Linked DNA regions of Homo sapiens: region 1 is linked to region 2. The links are chromatin loops, found by intact Hi-C in ENCODE. Cell type or tissue: A673. All regions are shown on one strand. Links, peaks and the distances in the headings refer to the core of each region. The heading gives the core; the rest is flanking DNA.

What was found. Hi-C counts contacts between places; a loop is a spot of excess contacts. Peaks named below come from ENCODE experiments on the same cell type or tissue, not always from the same donor. Only the 100,000 strongest peaks of a DNase experiment are listed, where the experiment ranks them.
Region 1: a loop joins it to region 2, with 3 times the contacts of the local background. A loop is called at or near these places in 9 of 110 quality-filtered maps.

Annotation. Positions count from the first base shown.
Region 1 is chr2:174,340,600-174,353,448 of GRCh38, forward strand. It overlaps CIRSR (corepressor of RBPJ and splicing regulator), which reads right to left. Exons shown (of 10, transcript NM_004882.4): 8 at 11,020-11,126; 9 at 10,061-10,146; 10 at 7,423-8,573. The coding sequence ends at 7,898. Among named protein-coding and RNA genes, the nearest start is that of SP9, 12 kb to the left of the region's middle. RefSeq lists a silencer at 982-1,276. In A673, for the core only: CTCF peaks have their summits at 1,066 (motif pointing left) and 1,266; a DNase peak (open chromatin) is centred at 1,092; H3K4me3 peaks cover 1,226 bases; H3K27me3 peaks cover 2,300 bases.
Region 2 is chr2:172,803,877-172,819,265 of GRCh38, forward strand. RAPGEF4 (Rap guanine nucleotide exchange factor 4) reads left to right here. Exons shown (of 31, transcript NM_007023.4): 4 at 10,403-10,549. Among named protein-coding and RNA genes, the nearest start is that of RAPGEF4-AS1, 75 kb to the left of the region's middle. In A673, for the core only: a CTCF peak has its summit at 9,606; no DNase peak of the experiment used is centred there; H3K27me3 peaks cover 761 bases.

The DNA of each region.
Region 1 (12,849 bases), core at 1-2,500, 1.5 Mb after region 2:
CGGGAGACAGCAGTCCGCGGAACCTGAGCCCAGAGGCAGCGGGGCCCCGGGGCCCCGGCCGAAGCCAACAGGCGAAAACAGGGCCTAGGCCCCCTGCCCGGCCTCCCCCAAGCCCTAGGCGCCCCTGGGGGCGCGGGGAACCTTGACCTGAGCGGGTGGCGACCGGCCGGCCGGTGATGACCAAATTGGAGACAGCGCGCGTGGGAGGCGAGATCCCGCCAGTTACAACACGAGTTCGGTCCCCAATTGCGGTGGGGCCTCGCCTCCCCAGGGCCACCTCGGGGCCCCAGAGGCCTGTGCCTTTCCGGCTCAGGGGCCAGAAGGAGCTGGAGGCGGTGGTCAGGGGCCCAAGCTCAGAGGCGGGTAGCGGCCTGGAGGTCGGTGGGGGCGGGGGACGCGGCCTGGGGGCCCAGAGTCTCGCCCGGGCCCGGTAAGGGCAGTGCGATTTCGAGTCCCCCGGTTTCCCTGGCATTTCCTGTCCCATAGCTTCCAGCGCAACAGAGGAACGAAAAGCAAGTTTTCCTCGGCCCTGCGCCCACCCAGCCACGATCCGCACCATCCTCCAGCGTTTCCTTTTCTGACACCAGTTTTCTGCCCTTGGAATGAATTGGATTCTACCTGATGAGGAAAAAGAAAAAGAAAAGAAAGAGATTTTCTTTCCTCGAGGAGGGAAACAACATTATTTTGACTAGATTAGATTGTGCACCTGAATGGTGCGTCTGGACTTTCCGTCAAATCGTTACAAGTCGTGTAAAATTGAATTTCTTTTTATTCGGATGGAAACTTTATTTATTTTAACTCTAATCTTATTTGCATCTATTATCTGTATTCACTAAGGCTCTCTTCCACTACAAAAATGCAGATGAAGTAAATCTCACATAAATCCCGCCCATTTGTGTAATTGGTATACTAAGTGTTTATTTTAAGTGAGAATAATTTAGCTACAAATTTTCTTAAGGAATAACATTCTTAACACATTAAAAAAACTGAAAACTCTGATTTGCTTTTATGTTTGACAGTAGCTCTTGATTCCCATAAGAGGAGCTTAGCTAGTGCGGCTCGCTGGCGCCACCTAGAGCTCCGAGGCGGAAAGGCCGTCGCCTGCCCGGCTCGCGGCTGTCAGCGCGTGGAGACCGGCTTTTGCCGCGAGCAGCAGCAACCAAGAGGATCCTGCGAAGAAACGCGACAGTTTGCGTTCCAGCGGGGAACGAGCCCTGCTATTGGGGGTGGGGAGCACTACATGGCAGTGGCTTTTGGGCAAAAGGGTCGTTTCTGGAACGTGCTAACTGAAAATCCAAACAAAACAAAATAACGACCGGTTGGCCCTGGTCTTAGAATTGTCCATTTAACATCCTTTTCAAGGCAACTTCAGGGTCTTCCAACTTAAGAGTTGAGAGGGCTGAAGCGTTGTCGGCGGCGACGTGGACCCCAGGATGTGGGGATCCAGCTGTGGACGCAGACCCCTCTGACTCTGCATCCGTGGCTCCCGGCCCGCGAGGCCCGCGTGGACTACCCGGGGCCCGGCTGGAACCAGGCCGATTCAAACAGGCCACCAAACCATCCCACCCCCCTACCCCCTCGTGGGCAATCAGGGAGGCAAGGGACCCGCCGCTTTCGCAGCCCCAACCCGAGGCGGGCCGGAGCAGCCTTCTGCATTGCCTTCGTCCTCCGGCGGACACCCCAGCCCGAGTGGGGCGCGGGGGGCGGCTGGGCAGGCAGGAGCCGGGCCGGTCGCGCAGGGCCCCCGAGGGCGGCGAGAAGCCCCCAAATTCCCCGCTCGAGGCCTCCCCAAAGGGTGCGCACACCCTCCTGGAGCAAACCGACCCCTTTTGTCCTCTCCTTTTCCCTTTGAAACCCAAATCTGAAATCGGGTAACAGTTGGGGGCGTTGGCCGATTTTCTCTCCTCTCAGCGTATCGTCCTCCCCCTGCCGCCCCTTTCCCTCCTCTTCCAGTCCACTATCTCCCCGACCCCAGCCCGTCTTCATACTGCGTGGAGTGACTTCCTCCTCCTCCATTTTTGTGCCCCCCACCCCCAGCGCGTATTTATTGTATTTTAATTTAAAAAGCGACACCTTCAAACCCTGCGCCCGAGGCGGCGGAGGCGCCGTCACCCGCAGCCGCGAGAGCCCGGCCAAGGCGCCTGGGTGCCGGGCTCCCTGAACTCGCGCCGGGGAGAAGCAGTGCGTTTCCGGGGACTCGCAGCCACCTTTGCGGCGGGTAACTCGGCTGGGTTTGTATTTGCTGTTTTAATACAAACCCCGCCGCACTGCCTATTTCAAAGATGTGCTAATTACTACTTGGATAGCAGGGCGCAAAGTCCTTGTCCATTTCCCAGTACAAAGTAGGTTGCTAGAAAATTTGAAATTGCCTTTCAGCCTAAAGCTGCCTTACCTGAATGTCATAATTACAGTAATTATGTACATCCAAATTACATGCTAATTAAATTAGAATCAAATCGTTCTAAATCGAAATCAAATGAGGTAGTGAAGAATTAATCAATGACAACATAAATAGAGAGCTTCCTTCAGAGATATTTATTGTAACGATACAAGGAGGAATTTGATCTGAAAAAGTCACCTGTTTGTTTACTTTCAAATTAGTAATCAGTTATTATCGCTTCTCCATAATTTTAACCGTTCAGTGTTATTTACCCCCCACCCTTCCCAGACGCTGGAGTGTATAGAAATATGTATGAGGTAAATACATACAGACATGCCTCCCCCATATATTGTTGATGTAAATATAGACTGTGTGTTTGCATCTCCAGTTAAGGAAAGGGTTTCAGAATGTCCGTGGGGACACGTCCCTCCAGGGCCGGCTGTCGAGGACCCGGAAAACCACAGCCCCTAAGAGTTCCAGATTTTCCAAGACCCTTATACTCTCTTCCTGTAGAATTTCATACTGGGGGTTTTGCATTGTTTTGCAGGCATGTAACCATTTCTGGGTGATTCATTTATCTATAAAGGAAATGCAAAGTGGCAGGGTGTCTGCCCCAGTCCGCATTCTGCTTGCAGATTGCTGACGAAAGTTGATATCTTCATGTTTGTCCCAGGAGCTTCATAAAGCGCCCTCTTCACCTGTGGAGCCCGAGCGACCAGAAAAATTCGCTCGCTTTCCTAACTGCTGAAGGCGAGTCCGGCCCGCGCGGGGGACTGCGCCCGAGGCCCGGCAAGCTTAGGCGGGGACTAGCAGGGCCCTCGGCGGGCGGGCCCCCAGCGAAAAGGCCTGAGAATTGCTTCTGGGGGGTGGCTTGGGCCAACGGGGGCGAGGGAGCCGCGCAGAGGGCAGGCCCCGACCCTTCCCCGCCGCACCTTGTGGGTCGGGTGTTGGGCGGCCTCCTGGCGCGGGAGGCGCATCTGCTAGGAAGGGTGTGCGCTCCCCCCTTCTCGGCCTCCCCATTTCGGTTTGGGGTGTTTTCGCAAGGTTGCCAGACGGTGCATCCAGAAGGAAACCACCAGAGCACGCAGGGGGGCGTCGCCTCAGGATGGGAAGGGGCGACCTCAGCCAGGATTCATCCCATCACCCTACTCCACCCCCATTCCGGCTTCCTTTAGGTTTAGGGCGACGTCCTCCTGGGAAGCCCTGCTCTGTCAACCCAGGAGCCCTCGGACCTCCACTTCTGTCCACCCCCTCGCGAAGCCCTTCAAGCCCAAGGGACTGGAGAAAGGCGGCTCCGGGGCAGCTCGGGCCGGAGGGTGCGTTTCTTTTCATTCCAGGCAGCTCTCCGCGTTCGTCCCGCACATCTTCGTCATTACTGCTACATTCTGGGCATTCTGGGGGTGATAAGTGTGGCGTGAAGGGAGGAGAAAGGGGAAGGTGCTGTGGAGTTACCTCTTCCTTTTCCATTAGCAGGAACCGGGTTTTAGGAGCCTCGATCAGGTAGGAGAGCTTTCAGAGGCCCCCGCTTTCCCAAACCTTAGTTTCCCCGGTCTGACTTGTTCCTCACAACTTTTTAAAGGTCTTTCTCCTTTTTGATCAGAGAATGCTCCCAAGGCCTGCAGGTATTGCATGCTTTTATCTCTTTTCAAGAAATGATAACTATAGCAGAGCTTTTCTTTTTCAGAAAACCTAAATAAGATTTTTAAATATCCTTCAGCTGCTGAAGCTAAAAATGCTACTTTCTTCCTGGTCTTACGTCCGGAGTGTGGAGTTGCGGCCCTCCAGAGCTACCTCCACCAGCGTCTTGGCCCAGTGGTCATTAGGTAAGGAGAAGAGTGAAATGGCTCAGGTGGATTTTGAACTCTGAGCTTCAATGCCAAAGCATACGAAATGTTCAGTGATTAAAACTGGGAAACGCCTGCTCCCAGCAGCGTGGAATGATTTGATTCACTATCAGCAAGCAGTCTCATGGAAGAACAGCAAGAAAGGTCTCTTCAAGCCTTTCAGATGAAAAGCTTTCTTAAGATTACAGCCCTATGGTTCAAAACAAGATCTCCGCTTCACAATGCAAGGTAAGCAGACCTGCCACTATGCTGCAGAAACCTCTGCCCATTTTGGCCTTTATTAAAATAAATTATGACTAATTTACCACAGAGACGTTCAGATAAACAAGTTCTAACCTAGCAACTTGGTATTTCCTGATTATTTATAAATCGACAGCACCTCCTACAGGAATTAATTTGTTAGTGTTATGTTAAATGTTAGGTTAGGGGAAAAGTCCCTGCGAAGGCAGAGGGAGAAATGCCTCCAAAATGTGTCCTATGCCTCGTGCAGTTCCAGGCTCATGGATAAATAAGAAACTTGTAAGTGTGCCAAGATTTTAAAGGAACTTCTCTATTAAGGGTAAGAATGACAAATTTCACCAGGCTGGTTTTCTAAAAAATATCCCCGTTGAGGACTTTTGTTTGGGTTCTTAAGTCGTAGATTTATTAAACGTGGAGGATTCTTCTTAGGCTTTAGGTACGTAGAGGAATCTCTACACGTACTAGACATCCCTTTTATTATGAGGTTCATCTTATGAGGTTCATCTCCTTGGTCTCTACCTTATATTTCAAAACAAAAGTAGAATTACATGTCCAATATTTTTATTTTAAAAAATTATTTTCCATCATTAGGGTATGTGGAACACATTAACTGAGCCTCTTTAAAGCTATTTGTTATCATGGTATGATTTTGTGTGAAAATGCCTCTCTTCCGTTTTTAAGTTTACAGTTAGAATGGTAGTTCGTTAGGGCTTTTGAGCACCCTTGGGTGACCAAGGCTGAAAGCCAAACAAAATGAACATCTTCCATAACTACATGGAAATTTTTTCTCAGAATTAGATGGTTAAAAATATTGGAGATTTTGGCAGTACTTTATAGTTTCTCAATCCTAACAATAAGGATAATTAAATCAGAGACTAAAAAAAATCTCATGGCCACTTTATAAAAAGTGGACCACATTGGCCAGGCATGGTGGTTCACGCCTATAATCCCAGCACTTTGGGAGGTTGAGGCAGGCAGATTGCTTGAATTCAGGAGTTCAAGACCAGCCTGAGCAACATAGCAAGATCTCATCTGCATTAAAAAAGTGGACCACGGTTTGTGAGTCAAATGAAAAAAGTGTAAGAAATAACGTTTTAAATTCATTTTTAATTTTAGGATGCATTTCAGCATTTCTCTTCATGAACACTGTATTGCTTCAGAAACCCTTTAAGGTAGTAAGTATTGCATAGGTTTTGACATTATAAAAATTATAAAGTCTAAAAAGGCATAAGGTAGAAAATAATCACTGCAACACTGATGAACTCAAGGTGTAAATTAGCAGTGTTTACCAATTTCAAATGCATGCTTTTTTTTAAGTGAAGAAGGGATCTTTGAGGTGCGCTGTAAGTTATTTAACAATACTGTGGAAGGAATTCAAGTTCCTCCCCGCCCCACCCCCACCCTGCGTCTTAAAAATCTAAATAATCAAGGGTTGTTTACCTCTTCACTTAAGTTTTTCTTAGAGGACACTTGTTTTGTGTGTGTGCACAGACAAGTCAAAGACATAATCAGATGATGTGGAGTGGTTTTACTTCTTTCAAATGTTACTCCTACAGAATTTATGAAATTGTGACTGCCAACTATCAAAACCATCTAATCAGTATTTGTTTTGTATTAAATAGCAGATGGTTAAAAAATATAGAACACTGATAAAAAAACTTGTGTCCAAGATGTGAAGTTATGTTTTTTGGAACTGCATGTTACTTGTGATTTGTACCAGTTCTTTCTGTAGTTTTCCTTTACCATATCCTTTGAAACACAAGGGAAAATTTGCAGCTAAATTTAAATATGCCTTATATACCTATACTGGTGAAATATCAAAACAGTTTGCATTGTTTCATTTGAAAATCTACCCCCTGCCCCCCGCCACGGACCACTGGTACGATCAACCAGGTATGAAGTAAAATCTTTAATAGTTGTATGCCAGTAATAGAAGGGCCAATTGTGGAAGGCAGAATAATAGTCCCTCATAGATGTACACATCCTAACCCCTGGAACCTGTGAATATGTTACATTACAAAGAAAAGGGGAATTAAAGTTGCAGATAGAATTAACATTGATATTAAAATTGGGAGATTATTGCATGATTCTTCAGGTGGGCCTGATGTAATCACAAGGTCCTTAAAATTGGAAGAGGGATGCAGAATGGCAAAGTGTCAGAATGATTAGATTTGAGAAGGACTTGACTCCTCTCTCTTAGCTTTGAAAACAGAGGAGGGGGGGCCAGGAGCCAAGAAATGCAGGCAGCATCTAGAAGCTGGAACAGGCAAGCAAACATATTTTCCCCTTGAGCCTCTAGAAGAAACACAATTCTATTGACATCTTGACTTTAGCCCATGTCAAACTTCTGACTTCTAGAACTGTTAATACAGCTGGACTGTTTTTTGTTTTGTTTTGTTTTGAGATGGAGTCTTGCTCTGTCACCCAGGCTGGAGTGCAGTGGCGTGATCTTGGCTCACTGCAACCTCCGCTCCTGGGTTCAAGCAATTCTCCCACCTCAGCCTCCTGAGTAGCTGGGACTACAGGTGCGCACCACCATGCCTGGCTTTTTTTTTTTTTTTTTTTTTTGAGACGGAGTCTCACTCTGTCGCCCATGCTGGAGTGCAGTGGCGTAATCTTGGCTCACTGCAACCTCCACCTCCCAGGTTCAAGCGTTTCTCCTGCCTCAGCCTCCCGAATAGCTAGAACTACACTGCATGCCACCATGCCCAGCTAATTTTTTGTATTTTTAGTAGACACGGGGTTTCACCATGTTGGCTAGGCTGGTCTCGAAACTCCTGACCTCAGGTGATCCGCCCGCCTGGGCCTCCCAAAGTGCTGTGATTACAGGCGTAAAGCCACCGTGCCTGGCCCCGTTGGACTGTTTTAAGTTTGAGGTAATTTGTATACCTGCACAGAAAACTAATATTATCCAAATGTAAACAGCTTATTCTATAGAACAAAACACCTAAAGGGGGCTTAAAAGTCTTAAAGATTTATTAATCCTTAATTTATACTAATGAATTTGAATAATTATTACAATTCACTTCAAGCAAATTCAAATCCTAGAATAACAAATTTGAATTGAAAAAAGTAAATTATACCCATTCAATGTACTGTCATTCTTTTAATGATGTTTCAGAACAAAGAAAATGTCACAGAGTTATATGCGGTTTTTATCTGGTATGGGGAACAAGAAACAGTTACCAACAGAAAATATTTCCACAGCCCCAAAATAGCTTACTTACAAATATTTGCAAAATTCATTCTTATAGTACTCATGTAGTTTTGTACTTGAATTGACAGTCTAGAGATGAAAAATTAAAATTGAGCTTTTTTATTAGAAAGACAACAGTACATAATTTACCCCTTGCTAAAGGTATTCAATAAAAAAGTGGAGATATTTTTATTCCCAGGTAATTGTCACATACAGTCTTTCTTCTCTACTTCTGCTTCATTCTCTTTGTGTCACTTTAGTATGTGTACCTCCTGGGTGCTCTCTGTACATTTTTTCTCCTCTATACAAGTCTGTGCCATGGCTTCTGCTGTCATTTCTTCTGCTTTGCTCTTCACCAGGATTTCGCTGTGCCCGTTTCCTTGTCTCCCTTTGCTTGTAACTACCAGGACTTCTGCTCCGGCTTCTCCGGCTCCTTTCCTCCCTGCCGTGGCTTCTGCTGCTCCCCTCCTTTCTTTCAGAGCCTCTCTTCTCTGGGCTATGTTTATGGGTTCTGGACTTTTTGTCAGAATCAGAATGGCTCCATTTGCTGTCCTCCCTAGAACTCTCGTGTTTTAAGAACCTGGGCTTTTCCTTGGCTTTTTCCCGGTTATGGTGACTGCTAGAAAGTTCTTCATGAAGCTTTCTCTTCTTAGACTTGTCCTTCTCTTCAGAATCACTGTTGTTATGCCCTGAACACTTGTTTTTCTTTCTTTTCTTCCTTTGTATTTTTTTTTCTTTATTGTTACTCTCACTCTCACTACTGCTTTCTGAAGTCTCAGTAGAGGAAGAGGAGGAGGAGGAGGAAGATGAGGAAGAAGAGGACTTATGTTTTTTGTGTTTACTTCTGCTCTTCTGAAACTTTTTCTTTTTTCTATCTTTTTTCTTTTTTTTCTTCTCCAGTCGATCTAATTTCCTGTAATTGGGAAATAAACAGTAACAGACTGTGTGAAAAACAGTTATTTCATCAACTGTAAGTTATGAACAAACAATATATTTTCTTAGAAGTTATTAAAAATAGTATCCATGGCAGAGCGCGCTGGCTCATACCTGTAATCCCAGCACTTTGGGAGGCCACGGCGGGCGGATCACAAGGTCAGGAGTTCGAGACCAGCCTGACCAACATGGTGAAACCCCATCTCTAGTAAAAATACAAAAATTAGCTGGGCATGGTGGCACCTGCCTGTAATCCCAGCTACTCAGGAGGCTGAGGCAGAAGAATCGCTTGAACCCGGGAGGCGGAGGTTGCAGTGAGTCAAAATCATGCCACTGCACTCCAGCTTGGGCAAAAGAGTGAGACTCTGTCTTAAAAAAAAAAAAAAAAAAAAAAAGAACTGGTATCCATATATGAACGCATTGTTTACTAAATGACAACTCATTTTCTTCCTTTAAAATTATTCAAAGCGTGAATACATTAAATTAAAAAATTAAATGCATCAAGCCAATTTTCTGACTATACTTCAATAGTAATGACTACTTTTTTGTTAAATTCTTACTGAGTTGAAATTATATAGCACTCTAAAGGGTCATCCTAAAGAAAGCCTGTGAAAGGTGTGTAACATCAGTTGGAACTACTAAAAAAGCAAATATATAGCTATAATCAGATGAAAAATTAATTTTATGTACTATTTTATAGTATATAAATATTAATCAACGTTATCAAAATTCAAGAGAATATTCTCCAGAAATTCTGAGTAAGAGTACACATTAAACTTCTGAAATATTGGTTTTATAAAATAATATAGTTAATACTTGTTTTCAACAATTGTTTAGTTTTATAAATAGGACAATCCTATTAAAACATTCTGAATTTCTAGAGTACTTCACATTCTTGGAGGAGTAACTTGTTTATATGGTATGTTTGAGTTACTCTGAAAATAAGTCTCTAGGTTCTGTCTAGCCATTCTCAAAACTCTACATACTGAAAGCATCATGAGCTCCCTCTATTGGACCCAGCAGACATTTCTTGGATTCTTTTAATTCAGAGGTAGTCTGTTTAACAAAATTCACGTTTACCTTAAATTTAAGCATTCTTTCTGCATTCTCATAAAATTTTACAAAACATTTTAAAAATGGCCAAAAATGTTTCCTAAGAACAAATTGTGTGCGAAGATACACACAAATCTATTTTGAAAAGTAAAAGCTATAAATAAGTCTAATTCTAAATTAAACATTCTGAAAAGTGCAATCGTTTTGTGGTACAATCTGAGTATACAATCTTACACTCATTTCCATGTTACTGAAAAGACAGACAAAATTGTATTAGCTATGGGTGAAGAATAATCAATAAATGTGATGCATGGTATAAGGACCTTCATGAGCTCTTAGGATCAGAGTTGAATACGATACTGAGATGAATACTAAGGAAAAAATAAATCTATTAAATATATACTTCTAAATTACCTGAGAAGTTTCTGTTTTTGTTTGGTTGTTAGTGACTTTAAAAATTCAACTTCTGGATCTTCTTCACCCTCACTTGCAACATACTCCTGAGTCAACAAAGATATCATTAAATTGCTAGATTTCAACACAAGGTAGTTAGTAGATAAAAAAGAAAACATTTATAAATAAGTTTTGTATCAGGGACACACTGTAGATGAATATGATATTTTGGATTGGGAAGTGGGAGAGAATTAAAAAATTTTTTTGTAGTCTCCCTGCCGAAGTGGATCATACAGCACTAAGAGGTTAACATGACTGCTTTGCCAGCATTAGGAAACTTTTCCAGGAAAAGGATGATAGACACACACAGATAAAATGTTTAGAGCATGACTTCCATTCTCTATCTCTTGAATGTTAACTCTTGCCAGTTTAAATACTTTATTTTTAATTTAATGAAATATAAAAAAGAAGATTATGAGTTTTACAGGAATGTCAAAATATCCACAATTTTAGCTTTTATTATAATTTCAACAGCACATTATCAAATATATAATAATATAGCCCTTCAAACTCAATCATTTTCTGGATCTATGTATAGTTTAATAAAATAAATAAGTTTAAAATATTTTCTACAATTTTTAGGAGTTTTTACATACTTCTAACCATTGGTTCTATTTAATGTCATATCAGGGGTAAGTTAGCAGGAAGGAAAAACCAACAACCTCATCACCAGTTCAGTTAGATATTTTATCCACATAAACTCAGAGGAGCAGTTTCATTTATTAAAATACAGGTTTATAAACAATTTCTCATTTAGATTAAAATAATAAAGCAAAATCAAAACACATTTTGGGCATTTTCTTTGCTCTATCTTACTTTCCTATGGATATATGCATATTGGAAAACATTAAGTAGCAATTCACAAGCAATCACATTTAGATTTATAGACATTTTCAGCTTACTGATAAAAAGATCATTACCTGTGATGGATCATTTGCGGTCAAGTTTCTCCCCAGTACATTTCGTTTCAGTGCAAACCCACTGTTTCTCATCTCCGCTATTAGCTCCGAGGGGTGCATCGATGGCCCTGTTCACAAAAATCACAGTTTGAATGTATCATTTATATCTCTCTACCTTTTTCGGACTCCACAGTAGGAATGCAGTTGAAGCTTTGTTAAGTAAAATCACAGCTAAATCAACTCAATAATCTTCTGCTGAGCAAATAATCAGATATGATTTTCTAAAACAGCAGTCTGGAGATTCAGAATAGAAAATAATTGCATTTTTCTTTACGTGCAAGGGGAGTCTTCTTATGTAACTTTGTCATATTGAAAAAGATACATTTAGATGTTATCTGGTTGGCAGTTTTTAGTATAAAATCAAAGCAAAATATTATAATAAAAAACTACAATTAAACTTTTAGTAGTTATTCTCTCAGTAAGAGTTCATTTAAAAGATGTATTTTTAAAGGTACATGAGGAATTTATCATCCTTATTTCCAATTCAAAATTCCTCATCCTTATTTGTCAAATAACAATACTGAATACATTGCCAAGTGGTTGCTAATCACACACACACACACACACACATACACACACACACACACCTATGGGTAACCACCAAGTACTTTAATTAATCTTGCTTTTATTCCCAGATTTCAAAATTTTTAATTACTAGCTTGGGTTGCTAACAAGCAGTTTTAGGCTGGCTATTGGTATGTATGTTTTATATTTTTTTACACTACACTTCCACTTTTGCAAAATCTCAGACTGAAAAGTGAGCTTTTTGTTTCCCAAATATGAACTAACAATAAATTTTAAAAATTTTCAGCTGGGAGTGGTGACTCATGCGTGTAATCCCAGCATTTTGAGAGGCAGAGGCGGGAGGATCACTTGAGCCCAGGAGGCCAACTTGGCCAACATGGCAAAACCATGTCTCTAAATAAATAAATAATTTTTTTTTAAAGGTTTGCCCCCTGCCCTCAAACATAAGGTTTATGTAAGGTAAGAGAGACTCTTATCTCATTTTGTATATTCCTGTTTCATTTTGTTTTCCCTGCAGATAGCAAACTAATGACAACATTTCATGGCAGCTATTTAAAGTTGCCAGCCTAAATCACCTACACTGGCTTAAATGACGTACTCCAGCTGATGTGTCTGTCACTTAGGGAAGAATGAGACAGTTACTGCCAAAAAGGAGTTCATACGGGAGGGTAGGGGGATAGAAAAATATTCAGAAATGAGTTCTTTAGTTTGCTGGTTGAATACTTTGTCTATTTCTTTTTACTGCTTTGTTGGTCTTTTACCACTTATTTGCGCACTCACCTGCATATTATCATGGAAAGCAAAAGGCAATCAGTTCAAATTTGTTTACCTGTCAATAGCAGATGTGGTTAAAAATTTGGTGAGAAAAACTCAGTTATAAGATAATATATTTTACTGGACTTTCCAGGCTTTACCATTCCATTCATATTGCGAAGAACAACTGTAAGTTTGCCCTAGGTACTAGGGAGATGATGGGGAAAAACTGTCTATTATTGGAGTATGGGGGAAGTTATTAATGATGTCATAGTTTTAGGAAAAAAAGCCTTATTTAGTTAAAAACAAACAAAAACACCTGTCTTATATTAATATTTCATTTTAAACCAAGAGGGTTTTTAATTTTTTTCTTCTATACAAAATGTTTAATTCCTATGTATTACTTTAATGGCCCTTTAATTATTCAGTCTGGTTGTTAACATTGATAATACAATCTTAAATAAAATTGAATTTTAAATATTAATACTGGTTGCCTCTAAATGGCATAGAGGT
Region 2 (15,389 bases), core at 8,142-10,641:
ACGCCACCAGTGTCTTTGCTAAAACATAACAAGAGCCACCTTTGCTCCAGTTCCCAACAAGTTCCTCATCTCCATCTGAGACTATCATGAGAACAGTGCAGAAAAGACCTGCCCCCATAATTCAATTTCCTTCCACCAGTTCCTCCCATGACATGTGGGAATTGTGGGAGTTACAATTCAAGATGAGATTTGGGTGGGGACACAGCCAAACTGTATCAGTATGAGTGATTTGATGGAATTTTTTCTGAAAAAAAAAATCAACCTCTTTCTTGCATATGGTGGTAGAAAGATATATCTGTATATAAATTTCAAGAATACATGGGGTGTAACTATTCTATTTGACTCAAATTCATATTGCCTTCCTGTTTCAAGTTAATATTACTTTTTCTCCCTTCTTGTCATTCCCTTATATTTTTTACTGTCTAGGTTAAAAAACACACAGCTTCTTCTGTGTAATTGGTCTAGCAAATTCTTCCTGAATTTTTTGAATACTGGGTTGAGGGTCCTACTTATTTTTCATCAGCAATATACCCAGAGCATGTAGTAGTAACTGTTCATTTACAGAGCATTTCAGGAACTTTCTTTGGTTTGAGCCTACCCTGTTTGGGAAACAGCTATGCTGTTTCTTGCTTAGTGCCTGATGCCTGAGTAGCTGTTCAGGATGACGCAGTGGTGAGCCTGGGAACGGGGAGTACCTGGCCTCCTGAGCCCATCCAGCATTCTGCCTCTGCTCTCCTGTGCTTTAGGCAGTGCGTGCAGTCATTCCCTGGGGAATCTGCAAAGCCTGCAAGGCATCTGCTCCCAAGGGCACCTGCTCACAAGCTCCTCCAGTGTCCGTAGTGGGGTGGAGAGGGGTGATGGGGATCCTTTTTTGCCCCTGGATTGCTGAAGCCTAAAATTATATATTAAAAAAAGTCATGATTCTACATTTCAGAGAAGTATTAACTACAGACATTTCGATGAGTGCTGATGTACACTTCAGGCCCTCTCTTAGGAAGGGAGGATGGAGAAAAAAGCTATCGGGCTGCAGGACTGGAATGGCTCACCTTCCAGTGTCACCCCTGGTCAGCCCACCCACCAGAATGGCCAGAAGTTGGCCATTGTAGGAGGCGTGAGTTGCAGGCTGACTGGGCCTTACCCCATGGGTCTTCTCTGGGCCCAGGAAGCATCAGATAGTGGCATGGATTCCTGCTGAGCAGGGGAACCCACTGCTTTCCCCTCTCACAGTCAGGCCCTTTCCAGGCAGGCCCCAGGACCACATGTTGCTTCTTCTCTTTGTTTTCCTCTCAGTCAAGTTTCCCTAATTCAAGGCTTCAAGAGACTGGAGGGGAGACAATGGTCCCTGGACGGGAGGGACGGTGGACTCTGTCTGCCTCTCGGAGACCCTCCCTTAGGAGCTGGGGCTGCATTGCTTTCATTTCTTTTGTTACTGCCTTGAAAACGTGTTTGTCCTAAGAATTGTAGGAAATGCATAGATTATTCTGCCCCTATTACTTTCAGGAACTTTTAAAGGCTGACAAATCCTTGTAATTATCTTTCTATAAATTATATTTATTTCACTACTCTATAAAATGAAACCTACTGCAACACTCTTACCACTATGCGTAATTATCAGAGGCATCTCTCCCAGCTTCTCAGACACCCTTCCTGCCTTAGCCATTCTTCATCTTAACCCAAGGAAAAGAGCACCAAGAAGGGGACCTGCCCACAGACCACTTCATCCTCCTAAGGTGTCCCAACCTGGCTGACATGTTCACGTAGATTTCCACTGGGAACATCCACTTGGCCTCTATCAAGGATTAATCCTTCCATTTCGCCAATAATATCTGTCCCCACCTTCAGTCTCTTGCCTGAGCCTAACCAGGACACATCCACCTCCAGATCCCCACTGCTGTACTTGTCTGCACAAGATCCTCTCCTGTCTTGGTGCCTGTGTAACTTAAAAGTTACATAGGGCTAAAAGTCAGATATTTTGCCTTCCCACTAGAATGAATAATACTATGGGTGTATTTTTTCTCAGTAATATTTTAATCGATTTAGGGTTAGAGATGAACATTGGGACAAGTTATAAGCAATAAATAACAAGCTTAAAAACAATAAATAGGATTATAAATCTCATTGTATCAGATATTATCCGGCTGTGTGTGTGTGTGTGTGTGTGTGTGTGTGTGTGTGTGTGTGTGTTTACTTCAGAGACAGAGAGAAAGGGAGAGAGAAGGTCCTGTTTTTCTCTGCAGATTTTTTAAGTGAGGGGCTTTTTTGGCATAGTAAGTATCAAAATCCTAGATATATATAAGATTTTAAATTAATCTTTACCTCTCAAAAAGTAAAAAGGCTTTTCCAGTCATAGGAAAGAAGAATTTCAAATGGCTGCTGACAGAATAAAGTTTATATTGCAAGATAGAAAATGGATGGTTTATTAATTCTTTAAAACCTTTACATCTCTATCACAGATGCCTATTGAAAGCATTAGTATTTACCCAATGCAACCCACGGTGGTTAAATTCAGAGCTCCTTTGAAATTCTATTGCCACTTAATTGGCTGTGGGTATGCACAGTTAGCTTACTTGTAAATTGGGGATAATAGCTCTTATCTTAAATGAGCTGATGTATGTAAAGCACTTAGTACAAAGCCTGGGATAGAGGCAGAGGGTCTGTGCTTTTTGAAATTACCATTTCAAGAAAAGTTGGTTGCAATGACTGCAATGCTGTTGTTTTATCACAAGAGGGCAGTGCCAGAATAGAAAACGCAGGAAATGTACTTGGGATTTGAAACAGTAGAAGTTTAACAATGTTGTTCAGCCATTTCATGGATCAGAGAATCCGGGCTACACTTGGCCTTGGTCATCACTTAATTTCATCCCCTCATCTATCACTGTGAAATTATCTGGCACATTTTAGCTCAATTTCAGAAAAAAATCTCATACTAGTTTTCTCCCTAAAGTAAAATAATATGCTTTTATTTGCCTTCTCTTTTTTCCTTCTACAGTAACAAATGTTTTTAAGCATTGCATTTTTGTTTACAAAATTTGAAGAACATGTGTGTTTCGTTGTAATGCGGATCTCTCTACCTTTGTCTGTCTTTCTCTTTGCCTCTCTGATTCTTCTATTCACTCATTTCACTCCGTTATTTTCAAACAGAGAACACTGCCATCATTGGAAACATTTTTTTTCTGAGCACATTTATTGAGCCCATAAAACGTGAAAGGTGCCAAGTCCACAGCAGTTGTTTGTAATCTCCTCCTACTTGTCTATGCTCAGGTCAGGCTATTTGTTAGGAGCTGATTGGGAGTTTATTGAGCATCCTGCATCCTGCATTTAGTTTTTTTGCCGTGTAATTCTTTGTTTGGGTGGTTGGATGCAAAACTGCGTCACAATGCTGGACAGACTGGCTCTCCACTGAAATGAGGCTGGCCTCCCTGATTCAGTTACCAGAATGCTAATGCTAGTCCATTCTCATCAAACCTTCCTGCGGCCGGCTTGCCTGATCTTGTTAAGCTTTATTGAACATGCTGATTCCAGGGATGTGTTCTAAAAGTAACAGACCTTGTCTTTGCTGTTTGTTAGAAAACACATTTGCCTGAGAAGTATTTTGCCCTCTTGATTTGGCAGGAAATGCTTCTGCAGCACATACAATCTAACATCTTGACAAATTAAGAGATTGGGTTCCATTTAATTTTATTACTTAAGATGACTTGGAGCACCCAGTAAATTCCAGCACTAAATTCAAGTTCGTGAAATAATCCCAGGTGCTGTGAAACTTAATGGCAAATATTGCCTGTAGGCCTAAAATAAAACTTATAAAAATATTTGCCTTGTTAGAATTTATGTTCACACCTGTGAATAGCCACTGCAGTCCAGCCTGGGCAACATAGCAAGACCTCATCTCTAAGAAAGAAAAAAATATGTTTCTGTCTCCACACATTTAAAGGAGCAATTATTTTTCCCTTGGTGTTAACTCAGTATATGTCCAAAACAATAAATTTGCCATGAGACAATGAACTCTTCTTGAGCCATGAATATGGAAGTGAGTTAAATGTGCATAATAAGATGATCTGATAGCCCTTGAAATTACAGTACAATTTTTAGAAAATCTAGATGTACTTACCACAGAGAATTCTTATGTCTGTTTAATTGATTGTTAGCTATTTTAAATTCCATCAGAATACCTATAACTTGTGTAAGTTGGATTTCAGCTGATGCTTATAGACATTATTTATTTGCAAGGCACAAGTGCCTTAGCTTGAATACCAGTCTTAGTTATATGACACATAACCATTGGCTTTCTTAACACCATTCCCATTTCCATACTGTTTACTATATTTACAATGAAACAAATAAAACGCCTCATATGAGAATGTCTGCTTTAAGAAAACCCAGTGTACATAACTCAGACGTACAAAGCAGATAAATTAAGAGGTGATTAGTTGCAGTACAAAAGGATTCTTTGATTTACAGCACGGTTTGTCAGAAGGGTTCCTTTGAATACGAGCTCCCCCAGAGAGCTGAAGTGTTTTGCAGATCATTCAATCCACTTGACATCCAGACTAGGGGACAGAAAAACTTGGAATTTAAGTGTTGAAAGCCATCATTAGTTGAAGATTAACAAAATGAATATAGAGATTCTCTATTATTTAAATGATAGAAAAAAACTGCTTTGCTTTTTAGAAATATGGATAACCCATACATGTTTGTGACTAAGTCAGAAATAATAATTTCCATTATTTATGGATCACCTGTTATGTGCCAGAAACTATACAGCACTATAATGGACTCTGTGTATTACTTTATTTTGATTTAATACTGCTAATGATATTACAAGTAAGATTGTGCCCATTTTACAAATGAAGATACTGAGGCTCTGGGGAGCATTTTGCCCAAAGCCCACAGGTCAGTCATTGGCAGAGATAAGTTTTGAATTAAGTCTACCAAGGCCCGTGGCTTTTCCACTCTGCTGCTTCCAGGGGATTTTCCCTGCTGAGCATTGAGTGTTCTGACCATGGGTAGCCTCCACGTGGGAGTCCTTTGCCTGATGCCCTGCCTTCCAGCATGGGCGGCTTCATCGACATCTTTATTAACTTACCTAATGCCAGCTTTTATGAATGAAGTTAACTGGACCCTGCATATCCCACTGAAAACACTGTGCCAAGACAGTGCTCATGACTTAACTTCAGCTGGTGCCTGGCTGGGTAAAGGAAAAGAACCTGGAATCTGGGGGGCATCCATGATGGAGGTGGGAAATATCTCGAGGGCATGTTCAGGCAGCACTGGGCAGGAGGGGCAGAGGAAGCAGGAAGGTGGTGTGACACAGCCCCCAGGTTAGTGTGGGGAGGGGCCAAGGCTGGTCTAACCAGGGGTAGCATGATGAGACTTGGCCTGCTGATGGGAGGGAGTCAAAAGCAGGCCCAGTGGTGGAGATGGGCAGTGGGCAGGCTGCCTAAGAAGTCTGGCCACAGAAGGACTGCCAGAGAGGAACTGGGACCCAGGAAGGGCTGTCAAGACAGGATACTGTCACTTTGAGAAGAATTAGGGTACCCAGCAGGTTATCAAGGCAGAGACTCTGAAAGACAGAAACTCAGTTTCTCCAACCAGGGTCAGAACTCAGTTATTAGAACTGGGACACAGGATCAGAGTGGGAAAAGCAGAAATGCCGATTTTATTTTATTTTTTTAGAGACAGAGTCTTGCTGTGACTCCCAGGCTGGAGTGCAATGGTGGGATCATAGCCTACTGTAACTTTGAGCTCCTGGAATTAAGGGATCCTCCTGCCTCACCCTCTTGAGTAGCTGGGACCATAGGCAAACACCAATATGCCTGGCTAATTTTTAATTTATTTTTTAGAGATGGGGGTCTCACTATGTTGCCCAGGCTGGTCTTAAATTCCTGGCTTCAAGCAAGCCCCTCACCTCCCCTCCACCAAGTGCTGGTATAACAGGAATGAGTGATTCAATTCAATTCTTAATTACCTGTTTGTGATTGTTTAAATTTCCCCTAATGAATAAGAGGATTGCCTGGGATGGATTTGATCCTCTAAGGAGGATCAAGTGGATCTCAATATTGGAATTGGAAGATTAGAAGAGGAGCAATGCCAAATGTTTTATATTTTCCTAGTGATTTTGACTTATTTGGTATTCAATAAATACACAGATTGGCTGACTGAAATAAGAATCAATATAAATTAAATTGGTACCTTAACAGATTTTCCAACTGAACCTTGGCTAAGAGGTACTTATACTTACTAGGACAATCTAAGAAGTATGTGGGTAGATCATTAGACTGACTAGTTTCTGATCTCAGCTCTTCTACTTACTAGCCATCGTCTTGGGCAAGTCACTGAATATCCTTGAGCCTGATTTGCTCAACCTATAAAATAGCAATAGTACTACTGATATTGCTGGATCATGTTAGTAAGAGTGTCTGCAATTTATTAAGCATTTGTTTTGAGTCAGGCACTATGCAAAGCAGTTTAAATACATTATCTCATTCACCTGTTGTGAGGAATAAATGAGGCATCGTCATTGAGACACTTGGCCAGTGTGTGGCCCAGTTCCCACTCACACACATGCAGATCAACATGCATGCTGCTGCACAATGGGACTAAGGATGGGTGGATAATTAAGTAAGGAGGTCTGTGTTTTAGAAGGAGGAGAAGGAGTGATCCAGTGGACTGAGAAATGAGATAGCTGGATCAGATTGGAGGAAAAAGCCAGATGGCGTGTCGGTGATATGCCAGAGGCGATTTTGTGTGTGTGTTCCCATCAGCCCTTGTTATCTAGCAGAATTGATCTCAGGTAACCCAGTATGTTTTCCTAACAGAATGAAGTCTTCCCATGTGTCACCCAAAACATACTGCCCTTACAGTGTGTCTGATGCAAGTGGTAAGTGACACTCTGGCCTCTGTCCTTATTACAGAAGTCTCTTTGGGAATGCTGGTTTGGTCCAGTACCTCCCCAGAGGTCTCAGTGCAATTTAGGACCCACGGCCATCTTGGCTCACCCACCTCCTTGTTTTCGGTTTCCCCAGAAGCAGACCTGGAGAAAAGGATTTGGCTACAAGTGGTTTTTTAGAGATGATCTTGGGAAATATGATAACAGAATGGGAAAATTAGACAAAGAAGGAAGGAAAGCCTATCAAAGTGTTCTAGTAAGAGCATTTCCACTGTAGGCAACTGGACTCACTCCTTCAGGGGGCCTGCTAAGAAACTGTGAAGGGCAAGGAAGCTGGGGTGTTTATCTTCCCACTCTCATGTCCTACCACTGTCATGGCAATGGTTGCCCCTTTAAGGCATTAACTGCCTAGCACTCTGCCCTCAGGCAGAGCAAGGGTGCAGATGCTCGAGGTGGCACACTGCACAGAGCCATCCAGAAAGCTACAGATGACATCAGGGGTGAGTGCAGAATCTGGCAGGGCTCCAGCAGCATCTGCTAAACCACCATCACATATTGAAGTCGGGTTTTTAAATCTTTACTTCCCTTTTGAAAGTTCTCAAAACAAAGTGCAATCTTATCACAAAATAGGACATTCCTTCACTGTTACCATTTCATGTTCCCTGCATAGGTGCTGATTGCTTTCATCAGTCTCTGTGTTACTGTAAACATCTTCTTTCAGATGGCCTCGCTGAATATTAATCTGCAAATGAGCAGAAAATTAATAAAAGTGCTCTTTTGAATAGTCCCTATTAAATAAGTATTGAGGCATGAGCAGTATGTATAAGCGTAAAAGAAACGGTTATGTTACATCCAGAAACAGACACTTTCAGCAGCAGGCGAAGGCAGGCATTAAGCCCATCTACAGGGTTTCAGACTTGGAATCCTGACCCATGGAGATCTGGTTAGATGTTAGTGTGGATATCTAAGAGTGCTTCTTCTACATCCACTCATATTCATCCTGTCCATTCTTAATCTACCTTTCATCATACGTGCTGAGCAACATATATTAGTTCTGCTAAGTGAGAGAACATTTGGATGTCAATTTCTTTATTTGAAAATTACTCTCGCAGCACATTGCAAGGCCCTGCCTGTGATTTAAATGTAAATAAGGGCTAGCACCCATAGACTGTAAAGATAGTGAATAGTCTTCAGGGTGAAAATGTTCTTCTTGGCACCTTCTATTTCTCTGTGCCCAATTATCCCAATGCCCAACCATACCTCCCAAATTCATTCAGATTTCTAAGTATATTTGTCCTAAAAAATACTCTGAATCTGCTGAAAGTTTGAACTTGCAAACCATACTCCTTTCAGGTGAGGTTTTCCAGTCCTACTTTTAAGATCATATCTTGTAATTTGTGACTCCTTGTCCTTAAATTTGAGTGGACGCAGTGTGAAAGAGAAGATCTGGAAAGGACTGATCCCATACTTAATTCTGGTAGAAGAATTGATTCCTGAAACAAGCCCAGGGTGCTTGAGCTGATGACTGCAGCTGGGTACTCACTGGCATGGTTTTCCCCTTACAGAGGTGGTCCTGACACAGAAATACACCAAGGAGTACAGTCGGCAGCACTACCGTGATGAAATTTTGTTGTATGTGATAAAGGCATGAGTCAGGTTGAAATCTCCTGGGAAAATCCAAGAAGAAATCCAATCTTGTGTCTTTATTACAAGAGTTGATTATTGGCGAAAGACAGGCTCACGTGTGTCTCCCAGCCTCTGTATTTCCTTGTGTACTGTTTGGTGACAAACTACTCGTGTCAGGGATGGGAGGTGATAAAGAAGACTGATTAATCCATAAACTGTACAGCTAGCTCAGGAATAACTGAGAGCATCCTAGTTCTTTTGCATTATACTTCGCAAATAACCATATATATGTAAAATATGTGGATGATGTCAGTGGTATTACTTAGGGTCCATTTCAGGTTTTTAAGACATGCTGGAAAGTAAAAATTAGGCAAAAGAATTCTTTCCGAAGGGTTCAGGTGATAGAAAAATGAAATAGGCTAGTGGGAACTTCAGGGAACCTGCTATTCCAGAGAATTGTGAAAGTCTGTGATTTATCATAATCTATCTTGTGTTTTTACTAGCATTTAAAAATTGCTCAGAGAGACCTAACTCATTGACTATTGATATTTCAGTTCTGGGGATATTTTTGAGTGAATTTGTTTGCAGTTGCCTTTCTGCAAAATTTATTAGCAGGCTTTTCTTCACTTCTTCCCTGATCTTTTATTCTTTTCTGAGATATTGATTTTATTTTCCCTAACATAATTTTATATGGTAATATCTGTGCAGAAGCAATTTGCTATGGTTGAAGGAACTGGATTCTTATGGGCATTTGTCTTAGTAATGTGATTACAGAGTCACTAACTTGATCTTAATAACATTTGCCTATTATCGTATATTAGATGCATGAAAGGAAAACTGGGCTTTCTAACTCAGAGGATTACCCTTGTGTGTCTCCCTTAGTTTATAATGCCTTACAAAATTAATGTCCAGGTGATTTTGAGTGGCTATTTGCATTATTTGAAACTAGTTAGGATTAAATCCAAACATTATCACCAGTGTTGCATGCAGAGAGGAAATTACTTTTTTTGGTACACCTTAAGAAACTTTTAAATCATCGATTCATGACATTTTATAAGCTAGTCACACCGTACTTCATCGGATGCTGTTTTTACTCTGTTGTGGCTGCAGGAGGCAGCATGATACAAAAATCTTGTAAACTTATAGTCAGATTTGGTTAGAATCTGGCCACACTGCTTATCAACTGTGTGAACTGGGGCTGTGTAGATCCACCACTCTGACCCTCAGTTTCCTCATCTTGTCAAGACAGACAGTGCCAGTTTCTTATTTAAATATTGTAACTGCACTCTCTAACTTAAAAAAAAAAAACTGAGCTCAGCTTCGATAGATTTCTCCTCTTTTCTGAAAACAGATAGTAGTTGTATAAAAAGGTAAGATTCCTGCTGGCAGCTTTATTCATAATATCCTCAAAGTAGAAACAACCCAAATGTCCACCAGCAGGAGGATGATAAGCAAATTGAAGCACACCCATGTTATGGGAAACTACTCATGAATAAAAGGAAGAATCTTTGGATCCATGCAACAACATGGATGAATCTTACAGACATTATGTTGAGCAAAAAAGAAGCTAGGCACAAACCGGAGAATATCGTCTGACTTCTTTTACATGAAGTTCTAAAACAGGCAAAATTCTTTCATGACGGAAATCAGAACAAGTTATCTGAGTGTCTTGCCTGGAAAGGGGCACGAGGGGACTTTTGGGGTTCATAGAAATGTTCTGTCTTGATCTGGTTGGTAATTACTCCGGTATATATATTTGTCAAGACTTGTTGAACTATGCAATTAAATTGGGTGTTTTGCCTTGTACAAATTATACTGCAGTTAAAGAAAAGAAAACACCTACCCATTAGATGTTTAATTTTCTAATGACTAGTTTTTTGGGATCCTCAGGATGCTGTGACCATCTGTACCCTGGGAATTGGGACGGCCTTTGGAGAGTCCATTCTGGACAACACACCCCGCCATGCAACCATCGTTACCAGGGAGAGCAGTGAACTGCTCCGCATCGAGCAGAAGGACTTCAAGGCACTATGGGAGGTGAGCCCTAAGGCTTCTTTGTCAATTAATGCAGTTTCAGAAAAGAAAGGGAGCTGCCACATGGATAATGGCATTACAGTCAAGCCTTAATGTGTTCTGTTCTGAGCTGGTAGATGGAATTTAATTTTCAAAACTTGTTTTTGAAATGAGTGAGTGAAAAAGCCATTTTGACACAAGACATCCTTTTTTTTGTTTAATTTAGTGCTTGCTCAATTTTCTGTAGTTTGACATACCTTATAATTATTTCTTGAATGACCATAGAGTGTTTTATGTATTTTCTCCCTTCTTTTCCACAGATGTATTCTTAACCAGGGAACAAAATACTTTGACATTTTCTTTTGCATTTTAAAAATCATCATTGACATGTTCCCTGGGAAAGTGGAATGAATGGGGTTAACATCTGCTTCATTTAAGTGCTTTTAAAAATGATGCGCCCTATAATAAGATATGAGAAATGGAGGTACATAAAGATGTCTGGTTACTTGCCAACTTCAAAATGCATAGGTGGCACAGCAGTGAATGGATGCAACTGGTCCTAGTGGCTTTTGCATTTATCAATGCTTACCAGAGCCCCTTAAAGTATTGCACTCATTTACAACAAGTATGAGGAATAAATCATCTTACATGCAGTCATGGCAAATAGAGCACTTATAAAGGCCCAGCTAAGCCTTGCATCTTTTACACTCGTTCTTTTCAGTTCTTTAAGCCTCTGATTTTAACCTGCTCCTTGTCTTTGTCCTTAGCTCAGTATGTCCAAGTGTTAAACCATCAGGCTGCAGGCTTCGCCACTGGTCCCAGTGTGGCTAAGATTTTAAACTTGATCTAAAAAGAATTTTGTGTAATCAAATAGTTTCCTCCAGAGCCAAACAAATGGCAGATGCATTAAGGGAGCCAACCTGCAGGTGAATGAGTGATGCTTTGCCTTAAAAGTCATGCAAAGCCTTGGAAGGCCTTGGTGGTGAAACCTGTTACTTTTATTCTTGGCAGTAGTGAATAAATTGTGAGGTTACTTGTTTGAAATATTTCTCTTAGAAAGTATTAAAGAGCTCCAACCGTTCTGTAAAGTTCAGAGACAAAAGCTAGTTTTAGGAAGGAAAATTGAAAGTAGGTTTGCATGAGGTGTATGTGGAGAGATTTTCTGTCAATTAAAAGGGACCAAGCTTGAGGCAAATAAGCCACTTTTTGGATCTTTCATTTTAAAAGGTAAACTGAAAAGTCTTTTTCAAAAGGGGAGTTTGGAAAACTGGTTTTCAGAACAAAAATGATTTCTAACTGTGATGTGTGTCATTATAACCACTTTTGTCTCTGATGACTTACTCAAATTGCTGAGAGAGGATGGTTTGTGGAAATATTTTAAAGATTTATTTTAATTAGGAGCCCTTAGTGCTGAGAAGGAAGTTTCTAAGTGGTTGCTACCTGTGAACATTAAAACAAACTTATTATTTAAAAAAATTTCAAATAGACAGAAAAATCAAAAAGTATAGTACAATGAACACCCATTCACCCCCACTGAACTCAGAAATTGTTAATGTAGAGCCATACTTGCTTCAGCTTTGTTTGTTTTTTTTGGTGAACTACTTTATCGTAAATGATAGACATATAACATATCACCCTAAATATTCAGCATATATCTCAAAAAACTTAGAATATCCTGTTACATACCCTAATGCCATTATCTCACCTATAAAACAATAATATCCTAATATTATCTAATACCCAGTCTATATTTCAAATGTCCTTAATTGTCTCATAAATACCTTTTATAGCTTTGTTTCAAACCAGGCTCCAATAACGAGCCATGTCTTACATTTGATTGTTATATCTAAGTCTCTCTCTCTCTCTCTCCTCTCTCCCTCTCTCCCCCTTCTCTCTCTTACTTTCCCCCTGCCCCATCATGGCATTGACTTGTTAAAAAGGCCAGGTCAATTTCTCCCAAATTCAAGATTTGTCTGATTGTTTTTTTCATGGTATCTTTTTTTGCACTTCTATCCCAAGGTTTCCTATAAATGGAAATTAGGCTAAAGGTTTGATTAGATCAAGCCAAACATTTTTGGCAAGAAAATGTGAAAAGTGATGCTGAGGATATTGCTCTGTTGATGCTACGTTTGATCCCTTGGTTAGGTTGTATCAGAGTACCTTTTAGGACTGTTTTCCACAGTTCTTTCCCTTAGAGGAAAAATATTTAATAGGGACATTGATATGGAGGGCTGTCCTTGCTATCTAAAACCTTGTCACATGTTTTGCAGTTCAGTGGGTCCAACTCTTCCCCTGTAACCTCAGAGCATGATTTGTGATCTCCCTTGCCAGTGGCATAAGTGTACTGGGGACGACATTCAGAGAGCCATTTGGAATTGACAGGAGTGGATAGTTTTTAGTCTGACCTCTTTTACAGGGTGGGGACTGAAATCTCATAGTGAGTAAGAGATAGTCAGATGTTTCATTATATTTGCCTGTTCATGCAACTAAGTGTAGAGTGTGAATTAGATGCTCAATCAATGTTTTAATTGTCTAAACTGAAAATGCAATAAACCCCATTATCTAGCAATCTGTTAATCAGGACTTCATTAATGGGCACACTTGTGCACATGCAGTACATGATAATCCTAAAAAGTTACACAATTCTAAAGTACCTTCTGAATAAAAAAGATTGAATTCTGTTTATTGTCTATTCATTTATTCATAATATACAGAGTATCTCCTATGTGTTAGGTATATGTATATGTATGTATGTGGATATAGTCAGATGTTCGTATGTTTATACATATATACAAATATATATGCTTCTGCTCTCAGGCTAGGGGCTTCTATTCCGCTCAGAGGAGACAGAAAATAAAAATCATAGAATCTCAGAGCATAATATATCATTAAATAACTTTAGGTGCATGATTTGAATGTTGATGATCTATACATGGCATATATAGCGCTAATCTGCTTGCAAAATATTTGATAACCAGAACGCCTATTCCTTGATATGTCAGATAATAGGTTTAGTAAAATTAATCCATCCTTGTTCTGGTAAAATCCATCTTGTGCTGATATCTGTTAGTAAAATTTAAACCCAAGCTCATACTGTCAGCTGAAGCCTAAGTCAGCTAGATCACCCAAATATCAAAAGGGAAGAACTATACGGGGAACAATTATGTATTCAGGATTCAGGCCAACTCCTGAATCATCACTGAACAGTAAGAGTGCAGAAAGAAGGCATCAGATGGTGGGAATGTAAACTAGTGCAACCACTATGGAAAACAGTGTGGAGATTCCTTAATGAACAAAAATAGAACTACCATTTGATCCAGCAATGCCAACTCTGGGTATCTACCCAGATGAAAATAAGTCATTATACAAAAAAGATACTTGCACATGCATGTTTATAGCAGCACAATTCATGATTGCAAAAATATGGAACCAACTCAAATGCCCATCATTCAATGAGTGGATAAAGAAATTGTGATATATATATATATATATATATCACAATTATATATATATATAATATACATATTACAATTATATATATAATGTATATTATATGAATTATATATATATATATACACACACACCATGGAATACTACTCAGCCATAAAAAGGAACAAAATCATGGCATTCACGGCAATCTGGGTGGAATTGGAGACCATTATCCTAAGTGAAGTAACTCAGGAATAGAAAACCAAACATCATATGTTCTCACTCATACGTGCGAGCTAAGCTATGAGGATGCAAAGGCGTAAGAATGACACAATGGACTTTGGGGACTTGGGGGAAAGGGGAGAGAGGGGTGAAGGATAAAAGACTACCATTGGGTACAGAGTACACTACTCAGGTGATGGATGCACGAAAATCTCAGAAGTCACCACTAAAAAACTTATTCATGTAACCAAATGCCACCCATTCCCCAAAAACCTATTGGAATTTTAAAAAAGAGAAAAAACACTAAAATATATATCATGCAAATATAAAAAGAAAGCAGCAGCAAGGTCAACTGGATAAGGCCTCCACCATCAGGGAGCTAAGGTGCTCAGAGTTCAATGTTCGGTGACAGGTTCCAAATAGTAAAAATTAGAGACCCTGAATCAGAGACCCTGGGTCTAAATTTGCATGTTCATCTCATTTGAGTGTTTACTTTTGAGGAATGTCCTGGTGGGCTCATTTCATGGCAGGCGCTCTTATGTTGGGCTTTGTCTCCTTGTAGGTACTCTTACTGTCACTTACAGGAGCTGCAGGCTAGAACACTCCCATCAGGATTCTGTGTTGCTTCTAAGGGAAAATTATGGTCCCTAATCACTAACAGGTAGCACAGTCAAAAAGTAGTCCTTTAATAGGCTGAGCAAATACTCTATATCTTACACTTGGGACTGTAATGGTAGCACAAAGCTAGGGAATTCCTTTTCTTTTCCAGGTCAACAGCAAGTTTTCTAGGCTTCCTCAGGTATGCCCTCAGAGAACCACACGTAAGGTTTTGAAATCCTATTTAATTCTATCCCCAATACCTCTTGCTTTATATTGTCTATTCTGCTGTAAGTCATATAGGCAACACTCAGAGTATTTTTTAAAAATCATCATCATGAATGTGATTAGAAGCATTTCCTCAATAGTCTCTATAAATATATCAAATAAAATAAATATTCCCTAAGATATAACTGAGGTGGCAGCTTGGCACTTTTTTTTCTTTTGTACCCTACATCTTTCCTAATGAAAATGACCTGGTTTCCTTCTCCTTTTCCCTATTTCAATTTCCAATTTTGGTCAGATCTGAGGGTACTGGGTTGCTCTATCTTAAAGTCAGGTCTTATTTTCTTAGTTTAAATGAATTATGTTAAGTTTGTTCAGAGTTGGTAAATAA